Regions from separate parts of the Homo sapiens genome. Here region 2 is linked to region 1. Evidence: read pairs that join two places in POLR2A ChIA-PET (ENCODE). Cell type or tissue: IMR-90. All regions are shown on one strand. Each heading gives the region's core, and the rest is flanking DNA. Links, peaks and the distances in the headings are about the cores only. Region 1 overlaps GREM2 (gremlin 2, DAN family BMP antagonist). Region 2 holds the start of LOC105373228 (a long non-coding RNA gene).

The links. ChIA-PET counts read pairs that join two places held together with the same protein. Peaks named below come from ENCODE experiments on the same cell type or tissue, not always from the same donor. Only the 100,000 strongest peaks of a DNase experiment are listed, where the experiment ranks them.
Region 2: POLR2A ChIA-PET joins it to region 1 with 7 read pairs; 3 of 35 experiments call an interaction of 5 or more read pairs at or near these places.

The regions. Positions count from the first base shown.
Region 1 is chr1:240,523,244-240,534,423 of GRCh38, reverse strand. All of the region lies in intron 1 of GREM2 (gremlin 2, DAN family BMP antagonist), which reads left to right. Among named protein-coding and RNA genes, the nearest start is that of GREM2, 83 kb to the left of the region's middle. In IMR-90, for the core only: no CTCF peak of the experiment used is centred there; no DNase peak of the experiment used is centred there.
Region 2 is chr1:240,706,063-240,717,242 of GRCh38, reverse strand. It overlaps LOC105373228 (a long non-coding RNA gene), which reads left to right and starts at 7,174. Exons shown (of 4, transcript XR_949320.2): 1 at 7,174-7,297. In IMR-90, for the core only: no CTCF peak of the experiment used is centred there; a DNase peak (open chromatin) is centred at 5,012; H3K27ac peaks cover 1,344 bases.

The DNA.
Region 1 (11,180 bases), core at 1,491-9,490:
GCCACTGCACCCGGCCTTTTGCACTCTCTTAACTGCAGATGTGATGTCTCTCTTAGAGCAGAACCCTTTCAGGGTTCCTCATAATTGACATAAAATCCAATCTATTGAGTAGCACATATGTAGATTTCTCCATGACCTTGTCCCTGCCTTCCCTTTTATGTTTCAGTGAAAACTGATTGTTTTTCTCACATTTTGTATGCTCTATTTTTTTGCTCATGCTGTCCTCCTCCCTGAGATGCCTCACACCTCTCTTCCTGAATTGTCCATCATCTGCACTTTCTTCAAGATCTTTCTCAGGTTTGTCCCTGCTTCCTTATTCAACACCATAAGGTTAAGCTAATTTCAATTTCAGGACTAGCCCATTCATAACTATTTTGGTGCATTTTCCACGTTTGATTCAAGTTATCTGTTTGCAACTCTGCCTTTCCAACAAATACATATCAACCAAAAGTAGCACCAGGTCTTACCTTACATATTTAATAGTAGTAACATTTTTCCATGTGAACTAAACGTCACAGGCAACTCAAAAATGACATGCTCCTGATGGAATTGAGGCTCTCGTCACAATCGTCCCCTCTTTCTGTAGACTAGTTTCCCAATAATGGAAGCAGTCACCATCCATTCTATCAGCCAAATCAGAAACCCTGGAGGCACAGCCAATGGTATCTCAATATCTGTTCAACCACCAAAATCCTTTCTGTCTTGCCCACCCATCCTCCAAATATCTCTCAGATCCAACTGCTCCTCTATCCCAATTGTTGATTCTTTCTTTGACTTTGTGGGAGGCTGTGTGTACTGCTAGATGCCAATCACTTTGTCCTACTTCTACACAGAGCCACCTACTCCCCTTGTCCCAGTTGTGCCTCCTCAGTGCTTCTGATGGGACTTTCTTATTACATAAATATATTATGCTTAAAATTCTCAAAGGACTCCCTCGTTTCTTCAGGATAGAGTTCTATAACATTAGCATGAGATACCAAGGGCTTCTCAACTGTAGAGTTTTCCAGATTCAGCTCCAAGTATTTATCATGCCTTGTGTGCTTTAGCTACAGAGACCTACTTTCAATTCTCAGAACATGCAATGCCCTCACAGACCGCTAAACTGATCTGTTCTCTTTGGCTAGAATGCCTTTCCTTTTCCCAACCTTTTCACAGCTAGCTCATTTCTATTAGTTCTTTAAGGGCCAATTCAGATATTCCTCCACTTTTCATTATTCTCATAGGAAGTGATTTTCATTTTCCCAGTCTCTACTCCCAGATCCCCCTTCTTCACACCTCAGGCATACCTGTCTCATACATCTCATAATGCTGACTACATTGTGTTCCTTTTCCTGTCCAACTCCTCTACAAAATGCTGAGTTCTTTGTGGGTAGTTTCTGTATCATAGTCCCCTCTGTATCGCAATATCAATTACAGTACCTGCTGTACATGAGGACTTGCTTGTTACGGGTTGAATGAATAATGAATATAAATAAAGCTCAGAAAACTTAAATGACTTGAAGAGTATGAAGAGTGTGAAGCAAAACAGTGTACACTTCAAAGCAGAATGCTATAGCCAGTAAAGTGCCCAGGTTCTGTGCATGACTTTGGGAAATAAACTGGGTTTGACTCCTATCTTGGCTATTTACTAATTAACTATATTTAGATAGAGACTTAACTTCTCTAAGTATTTCTTCTCTATGAAATGGTGATGGTGATGATGATGATGATTCTTACCTGAGGTGGTTCTTGCCATATATCTATCTATCTATCTATCTATCTATCTATCTATCTATCTATCTATATATATCTCTTATATAAAGTGGTTATTCCAGTACTTGACATAAGATTGGCCCTCAGTAAATGTCACTTCTATTTCTTCCTTAAATCTGGCAGATTGCTTTAAATTGTACTTTTTATATTGATTAGTCTTTTAGTTAGAAATGATTGCAAGAGTGAAAACCAATTGCATAACTTTGGTTAACTTTGGGAAATTGTCATCAAGTTAGAGACTCATAGATTTATAGAGATGGAAGGGACAATTAAGATAATTTAGTTCAAGGCCGGGCACTCTGGCTCACACCTGTAATCCCAGCACTTTGGGAGGCCGAGGCAGGTGGATCATCTGAGGTCAGGAGTTCAAGACCAGCCTGGCGAACATGGTGAAACCCTGTCTCTACTAAAAATACAAAAATTAGCTGGGCATGGTGGCGTGCACCTATAATCCCAGCTATTCGGGAGACTGAGGCAGGAGAATCACTTGAACCTGGGAGGCGGAGGTTGCAGTGAGCCGAGATCGTGCCACTGCACTCTAGCCTGCAGCCTGGGAGACAAGAGCGAGACTCTGTCTAAAATAATAATAATAATAATAATAATTTAGTTCCAAATCCTCACTTTTTATATAGGGAAATCATGGTCTTAAAAGATTAAGTTCTAGGTCAAAGAGCTTGTTAGAGGCTAATTGTTTCTTGTCTTGGACAGGAAACAAAGTGTCTACCAATGGCTATCGTTTCCAATTGTTTGGATTGAAGAAACTCACATGACAATTATATTTCAAGAGAAATGAGAGCTAGCTGGGCACGGTGGCGGGCGCCTGTAATCCCAGCTACTCAGGAGGCTGAGGCAGGAGAATCGCTTGAACACAGGAGGCGGAGGTTGCAGTGAGCCGAGATCACGCCATTGCTCTCCAGTCTGGGCAACAAGAGCAAAACTGTCTCAAAAAAAAAAAAAGAAGAAGAAAAAGAAAAGAAAAGAAAAATGAGAGCACTCAGAGCTGAGTCCACGTCAGGGAGCAGGCAGACGCCTTGCAGGTAATGGGCAGAGCAGTGGCCTCGCCACATAACCACACACCAACTCCACTATTCTGTTCCCTAATTTCCTTTGTTTGGGAAGCTTTTCTTTTCCAATGAAAAGAAGAAGCACTCAGTGGAAAATTCTGAAATACTATTACATACAAATCTGATTAAAATTGCAGCAACTGTAAACCTTAACTTGAGACGGACGCATTTCCCAGGCTGACATGCAGCTCTGATCATGTTTAATTTCAACGTTTCTGTCTAGCTTGTACTGTGCTGCTTTTCCTCTATTAAGTAATCTTCCAGAAAAATTTAAAGTTGTAATAATATCACCAATTTGTTTGAGGTACTCCAGCGGGTTAGAAAGAAAATCCATATAAATAGAGATGAACACAATGGAGAGAGCATGAAATAAAAGTATCAGTCTGTGCCAGAAAGTGGGGAAAAAGCTATATGGCTGAGACTATTTCTTCCTCTTATGGGAATCCAAGTGGGATCTTCTATATGAGTCTTCCTTGGTTAAGGGAGTTTTCTAATTCCATGAGTATTTTGGCAATAAGTTCAATTATCCCAATTATTTGTGACCAAATCTGATTGAAGATTTAACAGAATAAAAGAAAGCCTTTAATAACACAGGCTTCTAAATGTCTGTCATCATTTGAAATTTCATAGGATGGTTTACTCCTGCTCTGTAATTTCTTTAAAACTGCAAAAGTTAGCTCAAGAAAGCATTGTGATTTTCCATTCATTTCCTTCGTTTTTTACTATCTTTCACAAGCATTTGATTGCTAGACAAAGTGAATGATTCTCTCAAACTGTGAGGCCCTATTTTTGTCCTTTAGATTCAAGGAAAAATACAACCGAAGGAATAGCGTTTGGCTTGGAGTTCTTCATACGTGGCTAGCATAGAAAGAATCTCAGGACTTTTTGGTGGTTTATCATTGCATCGCCTTATGGACCATTGATCTTTTTATTTTCTAAAAGAATGGTTTCATTTGCGATGGTCCTAGTTTAGAGTGGTTAGTGATGATAACTATTATTTATAACTCTATGTAATTCCTTTGAATTGTATATTTTATGCACAACAATTTTAAGATACCTTTCTTTTCATGGAAGCCACATGTGATCCTTTTGATCCTTACACTAGTAAACAGAGTCATATATTTTAGAGAGGAATGTTGAGAGCTAGGTGTGTAGAAAGTATCTGGAGAATAGCTTGGTTTTTTGTGTGCGAACCAGAAATGATGAGAGAATTTAAAGCAGTAAAGGCTTTTAGAAATCAGCTTGTCTGGCAGGTTCCAAAATATGTCCCTTGCTTGTAATGCTAGTCCAGTGAGATACTTCTCCACAGTTTCCATTGTCTGAGAATTCAGGAAATCTGCACATTATAACTCTCTTTTAGAGACTCACATATCACATTAGTCACATTTAAGTCTTCCAGAAAAGGGGCTTCTGTGGCTCTTTTTAACCCTGGTTGACTTAATTCATATGGTTATAGAACTCCTTATTGTTCCACGAAACTAGCATTTAGAGACTGATGTTTTAGGGAATGTTGAGGTACTACCTTTTCTTGAAAAACCGGGTGCCCAATGAGGTTGTCAAATGGTCAATGAGTATCTGAGACTAGAACCCTAGTCTTCTGACTTCAAGTCCAATATTTCCTACATAGAGCTGAAATGTTAACCAGAATTTCAGGATAACCGGTGTCCCAAGAATATCTTTTCAAAGTCCTCAAGTGGTGAAAGTAAGGGCTGCCTCTGTGTTTGCTTATTAAATAAGTCATTCTTATTCAAGCAGCAATGATAAATGTCAATGTCCTAGACTATATGAAATAAACCTGGGAATCTAAAGGGATTAAGGATACGCAGACATTGCTTGGGAGTGTAATAGCAAAGCATCTTCTCTCAGAAAATTTAGGGCAACTTATAGCACTAATATGCTCACCCCATTACCATTTTTTTAAAAAAAATCATTAAAAATGTATTTATAGGACTTTCTGATAATCTTGGAATTTCATGATTAAGAGGGTTCTGAGCAAACTTAAGTTGTTTCTGTTCTTTTTTTTTATTCATCTGACATATCTCTTTACTTGTCATATTGTATAACAGATACGTCAGATATGTATTTATATTAGCTTGCTGGAAGGTAGATGCCCACATAGGTTATTCTTCTGGGAAGTCATTTCACAATAAGATGGTTCTTTAGCTGGGGTCATGAGAATGACAACATGGGAAGACCGAGATTTTGTTAAATGAGCTGTTATCCTCTATGTTCATTCAAATGGTTCCAACTTTCCATTCCCTGTTGTCATTTCCTAAATTCTTTGATGCAAATATACAATCACCAGTTTAACAAACTTTATAAGAAAAAAAAAACATAATCATAGGCAGCTAAAAAAAAAAAAAAAAAAGCCTATCCACTGGTTCAAATGAGTCAATCAAGAAGGCACAAGATGGATTTTAATGACATCATTGGGTCCAAACTTCCTGAGAGCTCATCCATGTGTCTTCCCAGCCTCACCAGGAAATCCTGCAGGAAAATTCCTTCCCAAGCCCTTTATAGACCTACTGAATGAAGGCTAGAAGGTTCGTGTGAGCATCAGAAATGGTCAGATAATAAAGCAAATACAATCCAAACAGTTTTGATCGTGTTCCACCTTAGGGCGACTCTGGCTGCTGAACACAGGGACTCATCAAGTGCTCCTTTCAAGAAAGCCCTGAGAGCCCTTTCTCGGGGATGTAGGAGACAGAGATGGAAAACCACTCAGGTTAAGCGAGTCTCCTTGATGTGGCTTTGGCAAAGCTGGATGCTAAATCTGAAGCTCTACTCGGATATAAAGGACTGTTCTAAGGCTAGAAAGTCATAAAACCCCAGCAGGCAGGCTGTTCATCATTTCCCTGGCAAGGCCTTGGTACGGCTGCAACTGAGAAGCCAGAGTGCTTGGACCTGCACTGGAGGGGCCGGTGAGAAACATTTTCAAGTGCAGATTCGTCTCAGCCACTCACCGAGCACAGTGAGAATGGGCATGGTACTAATTACTTAGGTAATTACATAATTCGATTGCAGTTGTTTTGTGGCTTATGGGTTTATCCACAGAAAACAGTACCTACCATTCCTAAAATACATATACATTTTTTTCAACCCAGATACAACTTTCTCCTTGTGGCCAATAATGTTTCTAAAATATTAGGGTTTGGAGACAGGTGAATAATGAGTGACTGGCTGGTGAGAATCACGGCCATTTGGGGTTTCAAATGGACTAATGTAATAAACATTATTGAGCCTCTGCTTCATGAAATTCACATAGTAAAATCCAAACCCAGAAATGTCAAAGTCCCTTGAACTTGTCTCTGAGGCATAGTAAAAAACGAAAAGTCAAAGTCCCATAAGAAATTTCATTATTTAAAAGGCAACTGTATCTCTCAGAGTAAAATTTGATACTCAAATAGATATTTAAATGGAGCTCAAACTTCTGTGACCCTCTGTCTTTTCAAATATAACAGAGGAATAAGAAGTTTACTATTCTTTATTGTGAGAGTTAAATGAGAGAATGTGTGTCAAGATGTCAGCACAGTGCCGGGCACATAGCTTAGCTTTGAGGATTATCTATTATAAGTATTGTGTTTTTTAACCCAAATTTTCTGTATCTCTGAAAATTATTATCTGGATTTTCTATTTAATCCTTTTTTATTTTCTTTCTATAATTTCATTTTCCTCTGGTGTTAAAAAACCAGGACACAACCATGAGGCCATTACATTTTTTATTTGTTTGTTTTGTAATTTTACATACTGCGTGGTGGAATAAACAAAGATAGAAATACGACACTTGGATTTGAGTTTTGTATTCACCATGGCTGTTTGACCTTAGACAAGTAATTAGAGACTTTGTGTGCTTATATACGAAGTAGGGATAACAGTACCACATTTGTGTACTGTGGTAGAGATTAGAGATCATGAACATTATAGTTTAGCTGTGTAATACACATTGAATAAATGAGAATTTGTTTCAGCTAAATTCTTTCTTCCTTCTTCCTTTTCTGTCTCACCTACGTACCTCCCTTGTCCCTCTCCTTCCTCAGACCTCTTATAAACACACTAACACATACATTCAAAATGTTTTCTCCTGTCAGCAGAGAAGCAGATTATAAAATGTTTTTATTTTCTTCCTGTCCTCTTTGATTGTCCTTAAACAAGGTATTTTTGTAAAATCTGAGTACACACTAAGAAGTTGGTTCAAAAGCAAAGACACTAAAATTAATACTAATCTACTTTAATGATAGAAAATTGCCCTAATTATCTTTATGCAGTATTATTTTAAAGACTCCCAGTGAGTCCTATAAATAGTTTCAAGTTACAAATACAGAGTGATACATGATGATCAACAACTGTGCATCTTGTAAAATCTATCAAGATTAAATTTCCTTTCTTTAATAAGAATTAATGGCATTTTATATCTGGGCTGCTGAGATAAGTAGAAAACATACCACCAGATCTAGAAAAGGATTAATCAACATGTCAGGGATACAAATTACTGACATTGACAACGTACCCTGTGCTGGAAATGGACTTAATTCTTTTTTCCTGCTCATGAGCTCTTTCTGTTTCTCTTCCTTTACTTCTCAGCCATCTCACTAGTCTGGGCTTTGAAGATTGCTGTTGGTAAGTATTGCTTAGCTGGTAGAACATCAGCTAATAGGGTTAAAAGGTAACAAGATAACTGACCCCATCCTAGAGGTTCAAGTTTCTCTCCAGCCAGTGCCCTTAAGCCATCTCTTCATATGCTCAGAAAAGTCACTTAGAAATGCAATTTTTAACCTGGCGACATCCAAATTCCATTTTTTGCTGCGTGTAAATATTGAAGGACTTTCACTAAAGCACAGATTTTTTTTTCGTAATTTGGAACATTGTAATTTGGAACAGCAAAAGAACAATGTGCGTCTGTCTATGAGATGCTCTTGAAGACACGTCCACGTAAGCACGGAGATTTGGAATTGCCTCAAAGACAGATGGGGGTCAGAGAGTGCCTGGGAGATCAGTAATAGAATATTTAAATCAAAGTACTTCTTGGGAGAGAGGCAAGTTAGAGAAGAAGGCAGGAGTAACCTGATCTAGGCCGTGGCACCGAGGCTAGCAGCTGCACCAGGGCTCTACTGGATGGCTGAGCAAGCCAGAGGGAACACAGCTTTAAATGCTTGCCGGATTAGTGTTGAAGGCACAGTGAAGACTGAGCTGCTTTGATTTCTGCAGAAACCAGCATGTTAAGCTTGTGTGCTGTTTGTAAGAAATGCCTTAATTTTGACAAAATAATCACCCCCAAACTACCCATCCGTTGCAATTATTGTCATGATATGATTATAAAATAGACTCCTAATGTCTCAGGATGAATTGTCCACCACCTGGGTATCTGAATCACGTTAGAGAGGCGTGGCAGACGAAACAATGCCCCCCTCCAAAGATGCCCACGTCCTAATCCCTGGAACCTGTAAATATGTCACCTCACCTGGCCAAAGGGACTTTGTAGATATGATTCAGTTAAGGACCTCAGATGGAGAGATTATCCCGGGTAATCCAGGCAGGCTCAATATAAACACGTGAGTCCTTAAAGCAGGAGTACGTTTCTTGGCTGTGGTCAGAAGGAGATGTGACTGCAAAAGAATGGCCAGAGAAATGCAACGTTGCTGGCTTTGAAGATAGGGAAATAATACCGGGAGCCAATCAATGTACACAACTCCTAGAAGCAGGAAAAGGCAAGGAAATGATTCTCTCCTAGAACTTCCAGAAAGAAACACATCCCTGTTGACATCTTGATTCCAGCCCAGTGAGACCCATGTCAGATTTCTAACCGACAGAACTCTAAGATAGTAAGATTAGAACTGGGCGCGGTGGCTCACGCCTGTAATCGCAACATTTTGGGAGGCCGAGGAGGGTGGATCACTTGAAGTCACAAGTTCAAGATGAACCTGGCCAACATGGTGAAACCCCATCTCTACTGAAAATACAAAAATTAGCCAGGTGTGGTGGTGCACACCTGGAATCCCAACTACTCGGGAGGCTGAGGCACCAAAGTCGCTTGAACCCGGGAGGCGGAGGTTGCAGTGAGACAAGATTGGTTGCCACTGTACTCCAGCACTCTGTTTAAAAAAAAAAAGAAATTAACATTTGTGGAGTCTTAAGCCACTAAATTTGTGGCCCTTTGCTACGGCTGCCATAGAAAACAAATCCAGGAGGATTACAGGTTGCACAAGTAGAGCCCTCCCCATTTCCCTTCATTCCAGAAAAGCCCCTCATGGCTCCAGGCTGAGAGCCAGGAGAGCCTTAAGATCCATCCTTTGGGCCTGCTGCCTATCTCTCCAGAGAGAAGGTAAGCAAGGAGCAGTAGACCTACCTGCGGCACAACCCCTACATGGAGACACAGCACTGGACACAGCTCAGAAATCTTAAGGAAAGAAATTAGGACATTTCTTGCGCAGTAAGTGTGTCATTGGGAAATGGTCAGAAGCTTGCACAGAATCCAGTGTTAAAGGGAGAAGGGAGAGAAAGGAAGTGAGTACCAGTCATTTAGGGCCTGCACCCACTAGGTGCTTTACATTCACATGGAATTGTAGCTGAGGTTCCCGAGGAAGTAGAGAAAACTAAGGCTCACAGTCAATGTGTGAACTGCCCAAGGTCACGGTGTCTCAGTAGCTGGGACAGGAGGTGAGAACTAGGCCTGCCTGACCCCAAAGCCCCTGGGCTTTCCACGACTGGCCTAGCTGTTAAATCCCATTGCTTCAACATCATTATCATGAGGTCACTTTGGGCTCGTGCTAAAGGGGCTGAGGCCCTGCTGATATGTCTATTTTTGTCTTGGAAGTAGTTCAGAAAACCATGGTAGGAAAAAAGTGTGCAAAAGAAAGGTCATCAAAAAATAAACACATTTCATTCTAGTATGGCTTTTGTTGTTTTATGTCACACTTGGGAAGGCCTTCACCACAAGTAGATTATCTTAAAAAATCATTCTTCTATGGCTTCTTCTAATGCTTTTCTGTTTCAGTTATATCTCAGGTCCCTGGGGAATTTGTACTGGTGTACTGTGAGCAATTAACCCAACCTTATACTATACAGATTACTTGTCAGTTGTCCCAACACCATTTATTGTAAAATCTATAATTCTGCACTTATTCAAAATGCCACCATAAATCACTTCTTAAATTCCCAAATGTATCTATGTTTTTTTTCTGAACTCCCTATTCTATCTCATAGGCAAATCAAAAGACAATGAACTAGATTTAAAAAAATTACAATACATGTCATAGACAAAGAGTATAATATGTAAATTACCTCTAAAAAATCCATTGAGCTGGGTGTGGTGGCCCATGCCTCTAATTCCAACACTTTGGAAGGCCAAGATGGGAGGATCACTTGAGGCAAGGAGTTCATACCAACCTGGCAACATTTTATTTTTTGTCTTTACAAAAAATAAAAAATTAGCTGGGCGAGGTGGCATGTGCCTATAGCTTCAGCTACTTGGGATGCTGAGGCGGAAGGATTGCTTGAGCTCACAAGTTTGAGGTTGCAGTGAGCTATGATTATTACATCACTGCACTCCAACCTGGGTGACAGAGCAAGATTCTGTCTCTTAAAAAAAAGTCAATCAAAATGATTAAAAGATGAGTAAAGGATTTAAACAGACAATATATAAATAGATGTTAAATAAATCAAAAGTTACTTAACCTTTTAATGTGGAAATGAAAACTAAATGTTAGTAACACACAACATTGGCAAAAATATGTGGTTGCTGAGCATACAAACTGCCATGGCCTCTAAGGAAGACTGTTTGGAAATGCCTATCAAAATTGCAGCTACATGCAGCCTTTGACATAGCCATTTTTCTTCTAGGAGTTTATATTAAAGGTAAAATTTCATATATTTAAGTAACCCATGTGTAAGATTTTTCATTGCAATCCTGCACGTAGTGGCAAATAACACACACACATGAAAAAACAAAACAAAACAAAACAAAAAAACTAAAGGATCATCAATAAGTTACTGGTTAAATAAATTCTTACAATACATTTAATGAATGACTATGCAGCTCCAAAACAACAACAACAAAAAAAAACAGTGAGAACACTCCTTGTGTATTGGTATGGAGTTTTCTTTAGTTATATTGTTAAATGTCTCCCCAAAGGACATTTGGGGATGTCTGGGGAACATTTTTGGTGTCACATCTGGAGAGGGAGGGAGAAACTGCTACTGGTGTCTAATGGGTGGAAGCCAGGAATGCTACTAAACATTCAACAATGTACTTGACAGCCCCTTACAGCACAGAATGATCCAGCCCAAAATATCAATTGTGCTGAAGCTGAGAAACCCTGCTCCAGAGTGATGATCAGAAACTGATTATATTACTAGCCAGGCCTGGTG
Region 2 (11,180 bases), core at 1,387-9,386, 180 kb before region 1:
TGGGGAAGAAGAGGAAAAGAAGAATATATGCAGTTGCTATGGTAACAGGTAGGACCACATCTCTTACGCACCTCCTCCTCCATACTCCATAATTAGTTTTACCTTGAGGCCATTAAATGGAAGCTTGCTCCTCACAACCAGCTTTTAGAAAAAGCGAATTCTGGCCGGCATGGTGGCTCACGCCTGTAATCCCAGCACTTTAGGAGTCTGAGGCGGGCAGAGTACCTGAGATCAGGATTTCAAAACCAGCCTGGCTAACATGTTGAAACCCTGTCTCTACTAAAAATACAAAAATTAGCCAGGCGTGGTGGCTCATACCTGTAATCCCAGCTACTCAGGAGGCTGAGGTGGGAGAATCACTTGAACCCCAGAGACGGAGGTTGCAGTGAGCCAAGATCACGCCATTGCACTCCAGCCTGAGCAACAAGAGCGAAAATGTTGAGAGAAAGAATGAAAGAAAGAAAAAGAAAGAAAGAAAAGGAAGGAAGGAAGGAAGGAAGGAAAGAAAGGGAGGGAAGGAAGGAGAGAAAGGGAGGGAAGGAAGGAAGGAGAGAGAGAAAGAGAAAGAAAGAGAAAGAAAGAAAGAAAGAGAAAAAGCTAAAGGGAGGAGTTAAAGAATCTGCCTTACAACTTTAAACACTTATTAAGTAAACGCTGAATTGAGCATCTGAAAATAAGCTTCTTTCTCTCCTGGAGAGCAAAGTGCTTCAAGTTTTGAAATATATTAATGTTTTGTATTTGCATAAAAATCTTACATCCCAAAGCAGTCTGCATTTCAGAAACTCTTTTTTTGGAAATGCCAAGTTGAATTTGGCATCAGTTTAATAATATGCAGAGACAGCGAAGAATAGTAATAATAATGCTTGCCTGGTCACACAGCAGAATGTGAGGAGATTAGGAAAGACTGCAGTGTTTTCTTCCCCTCAGGAAAACAGAACTAAATTCTCATTAGAGTCAGGAGATGAGTGAAGTCTTGCAATTTCAGAAAGATTTCAATGATTCCCCCAGTAACCCTATCGACACCTGGCTGGAGGGGAGAATTCCAGGGATGATGACATCAACTTGAAGAATCTCGGAAGGTTGAAGCTGAAAAGGACACTTCCCTATAGGCTAATCCTATAAGACTAATCCTGTATTTTCCAGAATGAGAAACTGATCCCCAGAGAGGTGATGTGAATTGCCCACTGCCACCCGATGAACTGATCACCAAGTGAGCTCTTGAACACAAGTCTCTATATTTTCAGAAGTGCTGCATCTTAAACTGGCCTCCTTCTCATCCCTCTTTCACTCCTGGGCTGTGTTACTGCTAGAGTAATCACAGTGTGGCAGACAATGGGCTACCCTGGCAGCCTTTATTTCATTTAATTCTCACTGCAGTACTATGAGGTATGGTTTTCGCCTCTTTCACAGATGAGGAAACAGAGCCTCAGAGATGTGAAGTAATTTAGACACAATCTGGAAGCCAATTGTATTCAACTTCGAGGCCTATGATCCCAAGTATTCCTGTTGGCAGAGAGCAATTCCATCAGGCCTCCTCCCCGTTTGCCTGTTATTTACCCATTGGGTTATCTGGAATAAGGTTTTTTGTAAAAGGTACTTACAATCACAGCCCCGTGTTTGGGAAGCGAAACTTAGTTCTCACTCCTTTACCTCTTTTTCTTTTTCTTTTTCTTGAGACGAAGTCTTACTCTGTCACCACTGGACAGAGTAAGACTGCTGGAGTACAGTGGCTCGATCTCGTCCCCTGCAACCTCCTCCTCCCAGGTTCATGCGATTCTCCTGCCTCAGACTCCCGAGTAGCTGGGATTACAGGCATGCGCCACCGTACCCAGATAAGTTTTGTATTTTTAGTAGAGATGGGGTTTCACCATGTTGTCCAGGCTGGTCTCAAACTCCTGACCTCAGGTGATCTGCCCACCTCGGCCTCCCAATGTGCTGGGATTACAGACGTGAGCCACCACGCCCGGCCTATACCTCTTTTTCTACCTACACATTTTGTAGGGCACATGGCAATATTTCCCTCTGTATCTAAAAAGTGAATAAGCCTAGTTCACATATATATCATTGAGATTTTCAAACTCTTTTTTACTGGGTGTCTGTTGCATATCACAGAATTTTATTATATTGTCTGTAATCTGTATCATAATCTTGAAAGTTAGAGATGACATCATTTGCTTATTTTGTGTCTTCCCTTCTCCAGTGTACTTAGTTCAGTTACAAGTGCCTCATAGAGGCTGAATATCACGTGATGGGTTTAATTGAATTGGCATCAGTTTCCCCGGAGACCACAGAGCACTTGCATAAATCTAAAATATCTGGATCCCACCACTGATCACTGGCTTCAATGGCAAAAGAAGGGGAGAATGAAGGTCCAACTGAAATATGCAAAGTGCCATCTCCAAGCAGCAGGTGCAATTTCTACCCGGCTCTGTGGTGTTTAGCAGCTGTGGAATCTGCCATCCGTCACCTTGGAGCCAACACTCGCCCCTCCAGGGCTGAAATATTGGCTTCCCCTTGTGTGCTTGTCTCCTACATAGAGACGGCCTTGCTTCTGTCAGCCTCCCCTTGGCAATAGGCTTGGAGCCTGCCTGCTGTGCTTGGAATTGATGTGACTCTGGTCCCAAAACCAAGATGCAAAGTCTTTTATGGCCAACTTTAGAGAAAGGAGTGAATAGGATAGAGGGGGAGAATGCAGAGGCAAAGGGAGAAGAAAGACATGTTGAAAGGTGAACAAGACAAGGCCGGGCGCGATGGCTTACGCCTGTAATCCCAGCACTTTGGGAGGCTGAGGCAGGAGGATCACGAGATCAGGAGTTCAAGATCAGCCTGACCAACATGGTGAAACCTTGTCTCTACTAAAAATACAAAAATTAGCCGGGCGTGGTGGCACATGCCTGTAATCCCAGCTACTCAGAAGGCTGAAGCAGGAGAATCACTGGAACCTGGGAGGCGGAGGTTGCAGTGAGCCAAGATCGCACCACTGCACTACAGCCTGGGCGACAGAGCAAGATTCTGTCTCAGCAAAAAAAAAAAAAAAAGAAAAGAAAAAAGAAAGGTGAACAAGACATAAATAATTCCATTAACAAAGGCTTTGGGGAAAATTATTTCTCTGTTAGCCTTGAAACACAAAAGCAGGGGCTCTGAGGGTAGCTGGCCCCTGAGAAACTGAGGCCTATTGCTCTGTTCATTCCCCTTTCTGTGTTTTGCTTAAAGCAGTGAGGAGTATGAAACAAGGAGGAAAGCTGGGCACCTGTAGTCTCAGCTACTTGGAAGGCTGAGGCAGGGGCATTCTTTGAGACCAGGAGTTTGAGACTAGCCTGGGCAACAGAGGGAGACCCCCACCTTAAAAACATATATATGTGGCCAGGCGCGGTGGCTCATGTCTGTAATCCCAGCACTTTGGGAAGCTGATGCAGGCAGATCACTTGAAGTCAAGAGTTTGAGACCAGCCTGGCCAAAATGATGAAACCCCATCTCTACTAAAAATACAAAAATTAGCCAGGCATGGTGTTGCACACCTGTAATCCCAGCTAGTCTGGAAGCTGAGGCAGGAGAATTGCTTGAACCTGAGAGGCAGAGGTGGCAATAAGCTGAGATTGTGGCACCGTACTCCAGCCTGGGTGACAGAGCGAGACTCCAAAAAATGTGTGTGTGTGTGTGTGTGTGTGTGTGTGTGTGTGTGTGTGTGTGTGTGAGGGCTGAGGGCTGAGGGCTTCTATCAGCTTTACTTGTGTCACAAGTAAACAAAACAATATTCCCTGAGGATATTCACGGCCTACTCACTAAAAGAACTTCTGAGGCCTGGAGCGGTGGCTCATGCCAGTAATCCCAGCACTTTGGGAGGCCGAGGTGGGTGGATCATGAGGTCAGGAGACTGAGACCATCCCGGCTAACACGGTGAAACCCCGTCTCTACTAAAAATAAAAAAAAAAAAATAGCCAGGCGTGGTGGCGGGCGCCTGTAGTCCCAGCTACTCGGGAGGCTGAGGCCGGAGAGTGGCGTGAACCTGGGAGGCAGAGCTTGCAGTGAGCTGAAATCACGCCACTGCACTCCAGCCTGGGCGACAGAGCGAGACTCCGTCTCAAAAAAGAAAAAAAAGAACGTCTGTTTTTGTCTAGAAAGATGCTTCCTTTATTCTGAAAGGGATGATCTATTGCTGTGTTTTGATTGCTGTTGTTGGTAGTTTTGCTTTAATAAAGTGTATCATCATCCTTACCATATCATTCTCTTTCTAACCCAAAAGAGGATTGAGTATACTTCTGTCTTCAGTGATTTATTGAACATGGTACCATGTAAATAGAAATGCATGGGCAGGGCACGATGTCTCATGCCTATAATCCCAGCACTTAAGGAGGCCACGACAGGAAGATAGCTTGAGGCCAGAAATTTGAGACAAGCCTGGGAAACATAGCAAGACCCATCTCTACAAAAAAAAATTTTAGAAAGTTACTTTGACATGGCAGTATGAACCTGTAGACCTAGCTACTCAGGAGGCTGAGGCAGGAGGATTGCTTGAGCCCAGGAGTTTGAGGCTGTAGTAAGCTGTGATGACACTACTGAACTCCAGCCTGGATGACGGAGTAAGACCATGACTCAAAAAAAAAAAAAAAAAAAAAAAAAGAAGAAGAAGAAAAAGAAAAAAAAGAACATAGTCCCATTCAATGGAAACCAAGGTGATAATGCCTATATATAAAAGCAGCCAGTACAGTGCCTGGCACTTGGCAGTTTTTCAAGATTTATTGTAGCATACCTTTTTGCTAGGGAGATTGCCGTAACCTAAGACAGGGAACTGATATTGAAACGGATGAATGCCCTGTGAACTCTATGAATGGATCACAAAACAAAATAAATAAATGCTACAATTAACTTATATCTAAGTAAAAGAACATTTATGGAATGGAAAAAAAAAAGATGAAAGCGTAGCATTTATTGAACCAGGATGAGATTGCATGAGAATAAGTAATCACATCTTTTATTTGACCCGAACGTTTTCTGGTGAAAGTTTGGAATTCAAAGTTGTTTGGGAGACGGAAGGAAGTGATAAAGCAAGCTTGGAATGGGAGAAGTATGATTAAAAGCAGCTTGTACAGAGGTCCACTAGTATGGGTTTTTGGAGGACCAGGGAAAGAATGTGAGAATTTTTCTCAAAGAAGACTGCCCTTCCTTTAGTTTTCCAGAATTAACAAACTAATAGGGAGGATGGGAAATCATGATGACTTCATGGTGATACTGGTACATGGATGAAATAGTACAGGCTGTAGATGGACAGAGAAGCTGATCTGATTTGGAGGAGGGCAGTGGGTTTTGTTACTAGACTAAAAACTCCATACAACCTAGTGATGTGCCTCCCACTCAAAGTCAAGTTGATGTTGACACAATTATTTGACATCATCCAGATGATTGAGAGACTGGTTAGAAAATCTAGATGGAGAGCTTGTGCGCAGACAGCATGGGCACCCCACCAAGCTGATCAGGATGACCAGGGACGCACAGCTCGCCATCTTGGCCAGCATGCCAGGCGTGCCGCACTTCTCCTTTGTCGTTCTCTATCGCTCTGTGGCCATCAGCAATCCCAGGAAGCAGGGATGAAAATAGCGCTTTCTCCACCCGAGGGTTTCAGAACATAATCTAAGGCAGGATGCAGGGGGCGAGGGGCCTTCACACTTCATCCTTTCTACCCATCACGCGTGCGAAACAATCACACCGGGATTTTTCCAAACAACCTTTATTTCCTCAAAGTCTTCCTTAACCCTATGGAACAAGAAGCTGCCACTGAATAGGGCCTACCATAGGGGCTGCTTTCTTTTCTGCTCTCGTCCCTCAATATAAAAATACGTTTTGTGGTCCCCAAACCCCCAAAAAGAAAATCTAGACCCAATAGATTCTTCATTGTCAATTATCCAAGTTGACTGTGTAGAATGCTTAACTCACTCTCGGTTGATATCATGCTTGACTGCCTTTCAACCCTACAGCGAAAAGTCCCTCAAAAGCCCCTTGTGCCTGCCCTTACAGTGCGAGGGGTCAGAGGATGCTGGAGGTAGAGCCCCTGAACAAGCAGCAAAGAGCGCTGTGCACAGCAGAAACCTACAGATGAGGGTGCCATGATGGAGGCGCTCAGGGTGGCAGGCAGGAAGGAGAAACACGGCAGGGAGAGAGGGCGGGGTGAAGATGCGTGATCACAGAATCCACCTGAGAGCTGTTGGAGGTGGGAATCTCTACTCCAGAGGATCAGAACATGGAAAATGTGCTGATGACTAAGGTTTGTTTTTAGAGCTCAATATTTATGGATTAATTTATCCTAGGACGTGGAATGTGGAAAGCTCATCTCCTCCTCAATATTTCCACCGTGTGTTGTTGTGCTTCCTTTTTATCTGATTTGTCTTATTAAAATTTGTTTTAGAGAATGATAGGAAAAGAGAGATGAGAAAAATTAGTCTGTGGTGTTCTTTGATGTTCGTCAGTAAAGTTTGAAAATAATGGCATAGAAGAGCTTTGGAGATCGCCGCGGAGCCAGCGTCGTCAACCAATTTATGTTTAGAAGGTATACGGTATACCTACATATTTAGAAAAAAACTATTTTGAAATCAATAGGTCTCTTAATTGTTACAGAGGCTAGGAAGGGGAGTGGGGGTAAAGGGGGAGGTGGAGATGGCTAATGGGTACAAAACGTATACTTAGAAAGAATAAATAAGGTCTGCTATTTGATAGCACAACAGGGTGACTATAGTCAATAATAATTTAATTGTACATTTAAAAATAACTAAAAGAGTATAATTGGATTGTTTGTAACAGAAAGGATAAATGCTTGAGGGATGGATACCCCATTTTCCATGATGTGATTATCATGAATTGCATGCCTGTCAGAACATCTCATGCACCCCATAAATATATACACCTAATATGTACCCACACAAACTAAAAATCAAAAACTTTTAGAAACTAATCCATGTGGCAAACATAAACATAAAGTGACTGGAAGAGAGAAGAAAAGCATTGACATTGAGTAAAATATAAGAAAAAAGAATGAATAACAATTGCACAAGAAATAAGAAAGAAGTGATCAGAACCAGTTTCTTTCCCGGGGAAGGCTTCTGAGTGGAGGCAGGAGCATTACAGACATGGTGGACCAGAGAAAGACATGAGCAGGAGTGTGTAGGTGATTGTGCCCTAGATATGTGGAAAGGCACTGGTGTGGGGACAGGAAGGTGTGGGGGCTGGAGGCACGGAGTGAGGATGTTCAACAGCATGAAGTGTAGAGAATCAACAGCCTTCACATCCAGACTTCACGAAATTTAAGGTAGGTAGCCATTGTTCTGTATTGATTAATGAAACTAAGAGTGAAAGTGGAACCAGGGCCAGTGGTATGAGCCTGTAGTCGCAGCAACACAGGAGGCTGAGCGGGAGGATTCCTTGAGCCCAGGAGTTCAAAATCAGTCTGGGCAATATAGAGAAATCTTGTCTCTTAAAAAAAAATGGGAAAGATGAAAGATTGGAGACGGGACTCCACACTGGAATGAAAAAACAATACTTTAGTCACGAAATGATGAGAGGCTGACCCTGCACAGATCCGTAGTAATGGCTGTTGAGAAAAGCTTCAGTTGCTGGAGATAAAAGCTAGCATACTGGATTTACTTTATGAAATGGAAATTCTAATAGCATCTAAATGTTTCTTTTAAATCTGGGATTTGGCAGTGTTCATGTTTTAATCATGCAAAACATTTGATTGGTTGGCTGAACCAAAGGATTGTTATTGTTATTTTTGTATCCAGTAATTTATTTTAAAGCTGTGAGTAGAATTTCTGTGTTATGTTGCTTCTGGTTTAGTGGGAAAGAATGTACTATTTAACTTTCCTCAGTAGGAAGGGTAAAAAGAGAGACAGAGAGGAGGCTGATAGTTGTTTATTTTAAATTCTGAAGTTTAGAAAACTAAGGCTGGTGGCTTTATGATCAATGTTTTCAGTAAAAGCCTGTCTGGAAAGGAATGGAATGGAAATTTTGCCTTCTAAAAATTATGTCTGTCTTTTGTTCATTTTATTCAAGACACCATCAACTGAAAATACATGAAGCTTTTCTTGCATGTCTATTCTGAGGATGGAAAAACTTCCAAAGAAGAAGTACCTTATCCCAGATAACTTCTTCCTCCTAGAGATGGGTTTAATAGTTGACTTAGGAGATTTTCCGATCTTGTGAACACAATTTACTTTGGCCTTGGAGATAGGGAATCTGTCGCCTAATAACAACTTAAGTTCGTTGCTTGATATATGACAGTTTGCACCCAGCTATCCAGGCAGACACCAGCTTCTCTCAGTCATGCTCTCATCAAAGACTTTCAGTCCACAGGACTGTCCTTGAATGAGGCTCCTGAATCCCTCTCCCATATCCAGGAGACAAAATAGGGATTTTGTGCAATAAGGCCAGAGAGATGGGAGGAGGGTGTGTGTAGGTAACACACACCTGTTCTCAGACTTGTTGCTATGTATTTTTAAGGGGTGATCTGGAGGTTTTAGGTTTAAATCTAGAGATCATATGGACTTGGTGATTCAGTACCATGAGAGATCCTGAGGTTGCCATTCTGGGAAGTTGCCACTGACTTTCCAGGGAATAAGGGGCAAGATTTTTTTTTTTTTTTAACTATAAGTCCCTGGCTATAGCACTTTTAAGTACCTCAAGATGTTACTAGCCTAGCCAGGCGTGGTGGCACATGCCTGTAATTCCCAGCTACTAGGGAGGCTGAGGCAGGAGAATTGCTTGAACCTGGGAGACGGAGGTTGCCGTGAGCCGAGATCATGCCATTGCACTCCAGCCTGGGCAACAAGAGTGAAACTCCGTCTCAAAAAAAAAAAAGTTGTTACTAGTCAAGGCTTAGAGTGCCAAGAAAGATCTCTAATTAGGGTCTGTCATTCCATGATGGGGTCAGTTTTTTGTTTTTTTCAATTTGTCTGTTTGTTAAGCAGTCTTGCTACTAAACAACAATTCCTCTGTAGTTGAGCATTCATCATGTCCTGTCTGCTCCCGTCTTTCTTCTCGTTCTTCATGGTACTTGATCCTTGTCTCATTGTTTCATTGATTATCCATTTGAAGTACCTTGTCCTCTCTGAAAATATGTCGCATCCTTTATAAACCAATTAAAATTGCACCTCTCCAATAATCCTAGAATGACCCTTTTCTCAGCACCCAGGTATTTAGTATGAATCTTAAAGGACGATGAGTTTCTCTGGAGAACAGGATATTGCAAAAAGCCATTTGTAAGGGAAAATGAAGAGTTCTTGCAAAGATTCGGAATAGAGAAATGCATGTTGTATTGATCTGATGTGATCTGATTCCAGGATGCTTGGAATCAATATAAGTTGATTATGAGAAGGTAAGCTCTAAGGACGCTGAGCATCTTGTACACTGTGCTAAGGACTTTATTCCATAGTCAAGTTGATGGTTTCCACCAGATATTCAGATATTTATTTGTGACTGAAAATTCTAGCATCTGCCAAGATTTCTAGGCAATATAATTGGTTGCCTGGTTTGATGATAACAATGACTCTTCTCAATCTCTTCAATTTTCTCTTCTGTTCATGTTCAAAGAAGCTTCACTGAATAAACTCTGGCTTTATCCAAGTATCCTAAACCTTGGTCCTTTGTATCAATCTGGAAGGTCCTCAGGATCCTTCGGGATTTATGAAAGTTCAGCCCTCTTTTCTTTGTGTGCTGGTTAAAAGGCAGCATACCTGACCTAACATCAAACTAAACTTAGAAAGTGAGAAATCAGGCAGGGTGCAGTGGCTCACACCTGTAATCCCAGCACTTTGGGAGGCCAAGGTGGGCGGATTATCTGAGGCCAGGAGTTCGAGATCAGCCTGGCTAACATGGTGAAACCCCATCTCTGATAAAAATACAAAATTAGCTGGGCGTGGTGGTATGCGCCTGTAATCCCAGCTACTCAGGAGGCTGAGGCAGAAGAATCACTTGAACCCAGGAGGCAGACGTTGCAGTGAACTGGAATTGCACCACTGCACTCCAGCCTGGGCAACAGAGTGAGACTCCATCTCCAAAAAAAAGAAAGTGAGAAATCAATCATGAGGAACTGATATGAGATTTTCGTATGTTGGAAGTCAAATAAAAGTGAACATATATAGTTTACAGTCATCATATATTCTAATGAACTGACATGAATTCTGTGAAATAAACATTTTCCTTTTCACAAAGATAGGAAGCCTATGATCCACATAAAAATGGGGTCATTTAACCATGTCCCTATTTGTAAGACTGACATATATTGCCTATGTCATCGGCCTCACAGCTCTGCCAGGGAGATAAGTGATTAAAAGGGCATGGGAGAGTTTCCTTGTAATTCATAGCACTATTAAATCTTTCTTCTGTATCTATTCATTTAGTTGCTCATGCACTTACTAATTCATACATTAAATCAATATTATTAAGGACTGACCATCTGCCAGTCAGATGTGTTAAGTGCTGGGGTTTCAGCATTGAACAAGTCACGGAGTCTGATATTATGCATCTTATAGTTGAGCTTATAAGGGGGCTGGGAAGTTCTATGCTGAGTCAGTCATTGTAAGAATGATGTGTATTACTAAGAAAGCAGGCTGCTAAGGAAGCATAAAATAGGTGGTCCTAACTTAGCCAAGGGGGACCAGAAAATCCTTCCTGGATAAAGTGACATTTAAACTGAGACTTGAAAGATGAGGGGAAATTAGGTAAAGAGCTCTAAAGAGTCTGGAATGAATGCTCTTCTAAGAATCTACCATTAGTCAAAACGCTTTCTGACATCATGTAAAAAACAGTTTCAAAGCACTGCCCTTTGGAGCAGCCATCCATCTCTGGATCTTGGCTGCAATAAGTTCATCTTAGTGATTTCACTAAGTCCAGTGATTAAATATTGCACGGGGAGAGCAAAGAGATGTGACTCTTTGACGTGCTTGGCTCCATCCCAGATTTATGTCTACGAAGAGGGATAAACTCAGGAAACGCCAAGCCAGGAAAAATGTGCTGGCATCTCCTCTTGGCAGTCAAGGACTTTTGAAATCATTGGCGACTAGATCAAATCAGAACAGGCAAATTTGATCTAAAGTAATTCCCAATACTCTAATTACATCCAAATTATCAAACAAAAATTTAAAAATTGATGAAACTCTCTGACCTCAAGAGAGTCCAAACATCAAATAGCAACA